Regions from separate parts of the Homo sapiens genome. Here region 1 is linked to region 2. A link is a loop called in an ENCODE intact Hi-C map of the cell type or tissue named here. Cell type or tissue: B cell. All regions are shown on one strand.

Evidence for each region. Hi-C counts contacts between places; a loop is a spot of excess contacts. Peaks named below come from ENCODE experiments on the same cell type or tissue, not always from the same donor. Only the 100,000 strongest peaks of a DNase experiment are listed, where the experiment ranks them.
Region 1: a loop joins it to region 2, with 3 times the contacts of the local background. A loop is called at or near these places in 1 of 110 quality-filtered maps.

Annotation. Positions count from the first base shown.
Region 1 is chr1:199,397,958-199,402,957 of GRCh38, forward strand. No RefSeq gene overlaps it. Among named protein-coding and RNA genes, the nearest start is that of LINC02789, 250 kb to the left of the region's middle. In B cell, CTCF peaks have their summits at 2,592 and 2,805; a DNase peak (open chromatin) is centred at 2,474; H3K4me3 peaks cover 673 bases; H3K27ac peaks cover 2,678 bases.
Region 2 is chr1:199,489,515-199,494,514 of GRCh38, forward strand. No RefSeq gene overlaps it. Among named protein-coding and RNA genes, the nearest start is that of LINC02789, 340 kb to the left of the region's middle. In B cell, no CTCF peak of the experiment used is centred here; no DNase peak of the experiment used is centred here; H3K27ac peaks cover 1,171 bases.

The DNA.
Region 1 (5,000 bases), 92 kb before region 2:
TGGAAGAGAGGAGCAAATTCTTAGCAAATAATTGCTGAGTTGTCAACACTTGACTATGCTCTAAGGCCTATAGCTGCATTTTAGAATTGAACTCCCATAAAGTGCAGTCTTTTTCCTCCTAATTTAAAAACATCTATTTAGTTTTGGGATCACTAACGAAGTTATAATGTACTTTTCTATCAGTTTGTACCTAGACATAACCAGTTTTAATCACAGAAACAAATACCTAAATACCAGAGGTACAAGAGCACTTTCCCTAAAGAAATGCACAATCAAAGACAGAAAAAGAAAACAGAGTGTGAAATGCTACAACATGGTAAGTTCCATGTGTACCAGGGGAACCCTTAAGAGTACCCTAAGAGTGGTACTTATCATCTTCTTGTGAAAATCAGTTAACAATCTATAAAAGGAAGTAAATCTAAGTTGCCCTGAAGGAGAAAACTTAGCCCAGCAAGGAAGTATGGTAAAGGAGCTGTGAAACAAGGGAAACTGTGTGTACAAAGGGCCAGAAACAAGAGGGAGAGGCATATTCAGTGACCTGAAAATGTTTCATTATAAAGAAGATATGCATGAAAAAGCTGTAGAAATAACAAAGAGATAATGAAAGATCTTTGATGCCATGCTAAAAAGTTGGCATTTTTTTTTTGGTAAGTGATAACCCAAAGACAGTTTCTAAGACCGTGTTCTAAGACAGATTCTAACATTCATTTCTAAGAAATGTTTGACTCAATGAAGGAGGATGTCTGGTGTTTCAAAGTTAGAGAATTTTATCTTTAGGACTTCAAACTTAAATTTAACCACATTTAATTCACTGGTATTGCTAGTACTAAGCTATTACTGATAACATTTCAGTCGGTATACAATGAAGAACCTAGATGCAAGTAAGCCACACGGGACACAACTCAGAACATGTCCCTACGAGTAAGAGGTAGTCCTTCCAGAGAGAAAGAGAAAATTGATAAAAGGGAAGTGCTTAGATTCATCCCAGATAAAAAGGCATCAATATACATCCAGCCACCACAACAGAAATAGTTTTGTTCTTAAGTTATTTGTAGGTGATTAGTTGGAACCCATGAAGCACTTGCCCTTAGAATCATTGTGGCGAATAGTAGTTAGACCCTCTACTTCTTCCTCCCTTCCAACCAATAGGAGCCAGGAACTCTGTCTTCCCTGGTCTAGGGAAATACTTTATCAATGTAAACCAAAAATAAAAGTCTAAGGGCTCCCCTACCACATAAATGGACCCCTCCTCTCAGCTAAGAGCATTCCAAAGCTAACCTGAAAACTAGTTCAAGCCACGATGGGAAGAGGGGAGCCAGACATGCCTCATTATACCCTCCTCCCTTTTGGAATTACTGATAGAACATGACTGTTTAAGTCTGCTAAAAAATATTTATGATCTATTCTCTGAAGGCTGCTACCTGGAGGCTCAACTGCATGATGAAACTTTGGTATTCACAGCTGGGCGTGGTGGCTCACGCCTGTAATCCCAGCACTTTGGGAGGCTGAGACAGGCAGATCACGAGGTCAGGAGATTGAGACCATCCTGGCTAACACAGTGAAACCCATCTCTACTAAAAATACAAAAAAATTAGCCAGGCGTGGTGGCGGGCACCTGTAGTCCCAGCTTCTTGGGAGGCTGAGCCAGGAGAATGGTGTGAACCTGGGAGGCGAAGCTTGAAGTGAGCTGAGATCGCACCACAGCACTCCAGCCTGGGCAACAGAGCAAAACTCTGTTTCAAATTAAAAAACAACTTTGGTATCCACAATCCCTTATCATAACCCAGACACTCCTTTGTATTGATAAATAATTCTTTCAACCAATTGCCAATCAGAAAATCTTTGAATCTGCCTATGACATGGAAACCCCCACTTTCAGTTGTCCTGCCTTTCCAGACTGAACTAAGGTACATCTTACATGTTTTGCTTGGTGTTTGATGTCTCCTTAAAATGTATAAAACCAAGCTGTACCTGACCACCTTCAGCACATGTTCTCAGAATCTCCTGAGGACCATTGGTCACTCATATTTGGCTCAGAAGAAATCTCTTCAAATATTTTACAGTTTGGCTCTTTTTGTTGACATCAATAAAGATAGGAAGTAAGATAGATAAAGGGTATGAAGGAAACGAAAAGTTGATGACAGAACAAGCCCTCAAGGCAGAGTTGTCTGTGAGTGCCCAGAATATGTTTCCTGTGTAATTCTCAGGATGTTCCTCTTTCTCCGATTCTCTACCTTTTGCTTCTGACTATCTATGTTTACCCACCCAGGCCTGCTCTAATAACCAAAGTAGTCAGCCAGCCTTGTGTGCCTCTGTTGTTTGTGTGTGTGTGTGTATGTGTGTGTGTGTGTGTGTGTGTGATTTTCTCAGGGTTTTATTATTGTTGTGTTGTCCATCTACCTTCAGAGAATGAGTTAGGGCCAATTCAATAGACTAAGCTATAAAACCTCCACTGTTTCGTTCCAGGGGATTTTAAACTAAGGAGGAAAAGACTTGAGTTTTAAGGATGTAAGCAGAGGAAGAGTGAGTGTGAGAAACATAAAGCACTTCTTTTGTTTTCCTTCCTCTTTTTCTTTGTCATAACTAGTTTTTCTACCCAATTCCCTTTCATGAACCCTCACCTTGTGGTGAAATTAGAAAGTGGAACTATATATCCTGTGAAGGACAAAATAAGAAATTGTGATTACAAGCTGAGTGCAGTGGTTCATGCCTATAATACCAATACTTTGGGAGGCTGAGGCAGGAGGATTACTTGAAGCCAGGAGTTTGGAATAAGCTGGAGCAATAATGCAAGACCCTGTCTCTAGAAAAAATGTAAAATAACCCTGTGGTATGGTGGTGTGTACTTGCAGTCCCAGCTCCTTGGGAGGCTGAGGAGAAAGAATTGCTTGAGCCCAGGAGTTTGAGGCTGCAGTATACCATGATCGTGCCACTGCACTTCAGCCTGGGTGACAGAGGGAGACCCTGTCTCCAAAGGAAGGAAGGAAGGAAGGAAGGCAGGGAGGGAGGGAGGGAGGGAGGGGAGGGGGGAGGGGAGGGGAGTTGGGGGGAAGGAATTAGGACTACATTTTCATGGAGAGCAGAATTAGAGAACTGTGCAATTAAACACAGAAAGCCAAATAATTAAAAACAGCCTTAAATATTGAATAGTTTGCTTTAAATAATTATTTTAAACATATTTAATTTCAAAATCACTGTTTTTAAGACCATACACAATATAAAGATAAAAATCAAGATAAAAAAGTAATTAATGGTTTATAATTATATTTGTTATATTCCTTGTAGAATTACACTTTGTACTTTTATAGCTTTGGTCAACTTTTACTAACTGAAATATAAGCTGTTATTTTGGCCTACAATTTCCTCAATAGAAATGTCTTTTTAATGGGGAAAAGTATCTTCTTGTCTGACAAATGCACAATGCATAAAATATTAAAGATCTTAAAATCGCAAAGTGGTATGATCCCAGAGAGAGAACGTCTTTTTACACATGGTACCTCCCTGATCAAAACAGATATGTTCTGTTATCTCTGAAATCCAGGATAGGATTTAGTCTCCTTGACCTTAACCAACCTGTGCAATAAACCAACAATTATTTAAGTAATGTTTCCAATAGCAACAACATTTAACAATGAAGAAATAAAATTCCAGCTCTAATTAATAAAATGCAACTTCAATCTTGAACTATTAAATATTTTTTCTAAAAATCTCATGAATTCAGTAAAAAAGAAATTCTCTTAACCAAAATATTATTAGTATTAGTGAATCATAGCCAAAGGAGCATAAAGCTCTTTAAAAATAATTTTAATATTAAACATATTAATAATATGAAACATTTTAAAGATAAAACATTGATTTAAAAGATATAAATTATTAATCACAAATATCAGACATTAAAGGTATTAAGGAAAACTAAATGTTTTAAACAATGCCCTCCATTTGGAATCTGGTACAGTAAAATTAAATGTTTAAGAAGCAAATTGATATCCCTGAAAATTTGGAGTACAAATAAATAAAACATTAGTATTTTTATTTTTAACACCTTTCATACAATAATGAAGATTTGCTTTTCTTTTTTCTAAATTATGTATCTGTCTAATTTTTTTCTGAGAAAAAGTCATTAAGAACCAGAAGAACAAGAATAGATTCAACCATTCAATTCTTTGGTACTCTTCAAAGATGGGTAATAGTTGAAAATCATTATCCCTGGTCTCTATTTTGTTGTACTCCATACTATGTCTTCTCTGTTGATAAGCTGTTACAGGTCTTCAAAATGTTTACCATTTGACTTTGATGTCCACACCACATTTGTTGATTTAGAGGCTTTATTTGAGATATCACGAGTCCAGTTGCCCATCCCACTGTCGTGGTTCAAGTTATTACTCAGCTGCCATCATTGATAATTCCATTCCATCTCTGAACAGAGTATAGTATTCCTCTTAGGTTGGTGATGTTGAATAAGTATGTTTGTCACCACTTGTTTCAATCATTTTGCATTCCTGGAACTTTGACTGCCATATTTTATATGATATGGGCACATCAATAGCTGAATTTCTCTGTTTAATTAAATTGATCACCTCTGGCAATAGGTTATCAGAGCTCTATTAAACAAAATGATACTTTAAATGTTCTGCCTAGAGGGTTTTCATAGGTGTTAGAGGAATAAAATTAGCTCCACTGGTTAGGATGCTGCCAATAGTTACATTCACTTATTCTTTCTCAAAACCTGACACTTAAAAATGAAGAAGAAAGCCTGCTTCCTACCCATGAGGAGCTTGCAATCTGATTCTATGCTATTCATTAAACAGAATAATTTATGCGTGCTGTAAATTCAGCTGATAGAGGAGATTAGTTTGGGAAGACTGAATGCAATAGAGCTCTTCTATAATGCTTGAGGTAGGGAAGATACATTCGATTAACACTTATTTAATTCTAACTATGTGCCAAGAACTTTCACATATTTCATTAAAACATCTCTTTTTCACTGGGATAATTGTATT
Region 2 (5,000 bases):
GGAATTCTGAGAAAACGGCAGTGACAGCGTTATTTTTTAATGTTGCCAAATCACTCATCAAAACAGACAGATTAATGAGAGTAACAGGGCCAAAAATTAAATAAATAACTTCCACAACTAAACTGGCATGTTATCTCAACAAACCCCAAATATGAGTTGGGTGGGGTATGGGCAGGGCATGACCCATATAAATACTATATGGGTATGCATAAAGAAAAGGGAAGTAATGAGGTATCTGACATATTTGAAAACGGGAAAACATGAAAATAGCCAAAGCTACACACTAGAAATCGTGACAGGCCAATTTTAGAACAGCAGCTGAAAACGTGAGATGTTTTGTGAGTAAGGTGTGCAGAAATGAAAGCAGTGTAGGCCCTATCTATGATGTCCCAAAACTAACTATTCAAATCTCTCTTCCTGGACAAAGTGCTACAGTGAGGAGAAAATCAGGAACAAAATACAAATTGACCAGGACATAGAAAAAGAAATTTGTTAGTCAGGTAGGGCTGCCATAACAAAATACCACAGACTGAGTGGCTGAAATAACATTACTTTCTCACAGTTCTGAAAGCTAGAAATCCAAGATCAAAGTGCCAGAAAATTTGGTTTCTGGTGACTGCACTCTTCCTGGTTTACAAACAGCCATCTTCTCGCTGTGTCTTCACATTCCTCCTTGTGTTTATGAAGGGAGAGGGATCTCTACTGTCTCTTCCTCTTCTAAGGACCCAGTCCTGTTGGAGTAAGGCCCACCCTATGACCTCACTTAACCCTCATTATCTTCTTATAGTCCCCATCTTCAAATCAGCCACATTGAAAATTAAGGCTTCAACATATGAATTTGGAGAAAGGAGGAGACAAAATTCAGTCCATTACCAGGTAGCAAAGAAAATAGAGGTTCTATGTAAAAGTGGAGAGATGTATTATACAAAGACAAGAAACCTCTAGAGGTACAGAATCACATTTTTTAACACTTCATAAGCATAACATAATACAATTTCACAGTGATAAAGTTGAAATGGCTGTCCTGACCCATCCCCTTCCTTCTAAAATTTAGGAAGTAAAAATAAAAAACAGAAAGTAATTGTGGCTGAATCCCAAACAATATCACCACAATTAAAAGATAATAAAGAACAAGATAACAATTTTACAAGAAGAAAAAAACACCACAAAGGCATGTCTGTGAAACAGACAACAAGTGTAAACTAACACTTCAAAATCAGCCAAAGGAAATTAAGAAAATAATACAAAATATGAAAATAAATATATAAATCAGAATTAAAAATAAATAAGGAATGATATCTGGTTTCAGGTCCAATATACAAAGAGCTTCAAAGTCATCACTCACACTCACACACAAAAAAATAATGAACAAACTAAAAATCAATGACTTTTCTTAGATTCATCAGAGAATTGAGGTCACAAGGCAAAATGCCAAACCAAAATCTGGAAAGGCATGTGAATACAGAGAATCAAGCTGAGATCAGATTACCTGAAGCAGAAGCTGCATGAGTCAGTAATTGACAGAAACAGTTAAATAGTTATTTTTATGAATTGCTGGAGGAAGAATGTGGATTAGCATGAGAGATAAAAACACTTGGGAGCTAGTTTTAGGGGGACTTCCACACTTGAGGGAGGTTTACTTCCAGAAACACAACTATGTTCTCATGGCTAAAATCAGAGAAAAATCCTGTCCTGTTTCTAGTAGGAGAAAGGAAAATGTAACCACTTAGAAATATACCCAGAGTATTTTCCATAACAAAGGACTGCCTTCCAGGGGAAACTACTTTACCAGAACCTTGCCTACCTGTAGAAAAGTCAATTGGCTAGCTCAAATCCTCTCTAGCCTTCCAGTCTCTCATAAAGGGAGGAGGCAGAAAGGCCAAGAAGTATTTCTGAAGGTCAGAGCCCAATCACTCAGTCTCGCTAAGTAACAGAGATTAAATCGTAAGGTTGTAGAATACTTTCTGCCTCCACCAATTTGCCACTATATTGATAGGGTTCCAGTATGACAGCAGATTCCAACTGAAAGACCTGTAGGACACAGACTCTATTTAAGAAGTTCTTAGGCAAACCCAAAGACAATAGAGGAGAAAATAAAATGAGAAAACAAGAAATACCTACTCTTCTGGCACCTATAGTTATAGCAAACAGGAAGTATAGCTCAACTCCTAGCAATATCCATATAAAATCAAAACCTAATTACCTGTTTCTATCATTTCCAGCTTTCAAAACAAAAAAAAAGGCACATAACACATAGTCTAAAGAGAACAGAAAAACATTAGAACCAGACTTAGATTTGACATCGATTTTGGAATTATCACAGAATTTAAACTGTGATTAACATAATATGAGCTCTGATGGAAAAAGTAGACAACACTCAAGGAGGAATGTAGAGTGTAAGCAGAACTTCACATTAAAAAGAACAGTTAAAGGTGCTACAAATAAAAAACACTGTAACAATAATGAAGAATGTTTTGCTGGACTCACCAGTAGACTGGAAATAGTAAAGGAAGGAATAACTGAGCTTGAAAATAATATCAAGAGAAGTTCAAAATTAAATGTAAAGGAAAAATAATTTGTTTAATAGAACATAACATTCAAGAACTCTGGGACAATTACAAAAATGTAACACACATATGATTGGAATATGACAAAGAAAAGAAAATGAGAAGTAAGCAAAAGAAATATTTCAAGCAATATGGCAGATATTTACTATTATAGTTGGTGTCCTCAATACAGTTTTGATAAATCTAATATGCAGAAAATCAGTAAGAATACAGTTGATCTTCACAGCACCATCAATCAACTGGACCCAACAGCAGAATATATTAATAAATCATTAAACACACCAAGACACAACATATTCTGGGCCATAAAAAAGTCTTTTAAATTTTTAAGGAATAAAAATAATGCAACCACGCTCTCATACCACAATGTTAAACTAGAAAACAGTAACAGAAACAGGAAAAATCACAAAATATTTGGATATTCTTAATAACACATTCTGAATAACACATTCAGCAAAAAAGTTTCAAAAAAAGTTTTTAAATATTTTGAACTAAATGAAATAAAACATCAAAAAATGTGATATCCAGTGGAAGCAGTGCTTCAAGGTAAATCTACAGCATTGAAGGTATATGCTACCAAAGAAGATAGATCTAAATCAATAATCTAAACTTATACCTTAAGAAACTAAAGAAAGAAGAGCAACATAAACCTAAAGCAAGCAGAAGAAAAGAAAGAAATCAAGCAGAAATCAATGAAATTTAAAACAGAAAATTAATATTTAAAAAATCAACCAAATCAAAAACTGGCATTTTGAAAAGATGAATAAAATCTATAAACCTCTAGCCAGACAAACCAAGAAAAATAAGACACAAATTACTGAAATATAAAATGAAAGAGGGACATCACCACTGGTTTCATGGACATTAAAAGAATAATAAAGGATATTATGAAAAACTCTGTACCCACACATTTTGATAACTTAGATGAAACAGACTAACTTTTTGAAAGATACAAACTAACCAAACTCATAAAGGAGAAATAGGTCTTCTGAATAATCCTGTATCTGTGAAATAAATTAAGTCAATATTAATAAACCTGTAAAATTAAGTCACCAGGACCAGATAACATCACGGTGAATTCTACCAAATATTTGAGAAAGAAATGACAAAAATTCTCTAGAATTGTTTCTAGAAAATAGAAGCAGAAAGATTACCTTCTAACCCACTATATGAGGCCATCATTATCAAAATACCAAAACCAGATAAAGATATTACAAGGACAGTAACAAGACAATATCTCTCATAAAAATAGATGTAAAAATCATCAACAATTTATTTATCCAGTGTATCACTGATGGGCATTTAGGTTGGTTCCCAGTCTTTGCTCTTGTAAACAGTGCTGCAATAAACATATGTGTGCATATGCCTTCATAATAGAATGATTTAAAAGGGAGGGAGAGCATTGGGTCAAACACCTAATGCATGTAGGGCTTAAAACCTAGATGATGGGTTGATGGGTGCAGCAAACCACCATGGCCCCAAGCCACCACCCAGCCTGGGGAGGAACAGTTAAAACCAAGGTCTCCTAAGCACATTTAGGACAATACCCATCCCCATGCTACAGACAGCTGTGAAACTGGGGACTAGCCTACCTAACCCATCACAGCTATCAACAACACCAACACAAACCACTTGGATCCCAGTGGGTTGCTCTACCATCACTACTGCCATTACCCACATTATACCAGCTGCCAAGGGGCCTGAGAACCTTCCCATATACCCGGCTCACTGCTCTCAATACTAGCTTCTAAGCAAAACACCCAAAGGCCCAAGAAATGGCTCTCCAGGACCCACTAACACTGGTGCCAGCATAATTTCTTCTGGCTACCAAAAACAGGCACATTCAGCTGCTACCACCATGGCCCAAAGAATGGTTCGGTTGGTGTCCAAGTCCCCAAAAAACCTTCAGCACAGCCTCAATTAATAACCATAACCTAAGCCATCAAGGAGATCACAAACACCACTGACCCTGTGTACTGCCAAAGAAGACATACAAAAATCACACTACCACAGATACCCAAAGTCAAAGCCAAAGTGTCATACTAAACCAACAACAGTTACACATCTTCAGGAAAAAACTCTTCCCTACAGAGGCAATTTCACAAAATTGGAACAAGCATCTACTTCAACAGATGCACAGATATCAATGGAAGGACACAGAAAATGTGAACAAGCAAGAAAATGACATCACAAAAGAATCACAATTGTCCAACAATAGATCCCAATCAAAAAGAATTCCTCAAAATACTAGAAAAAAAATTAAGATATTGATTTTTTAAAACCTCAATGAAATGCGATAGAAATCTGCAAACCAATACAAAGAAATCAGAAAATCAATTTAGTAAATGAATGAGAAATTTACCAAGAAGATAGATATCTTGAAAAAAAAATAATAAATGGCTGGGCACAATGACTCATACCTGTAATTCCAGG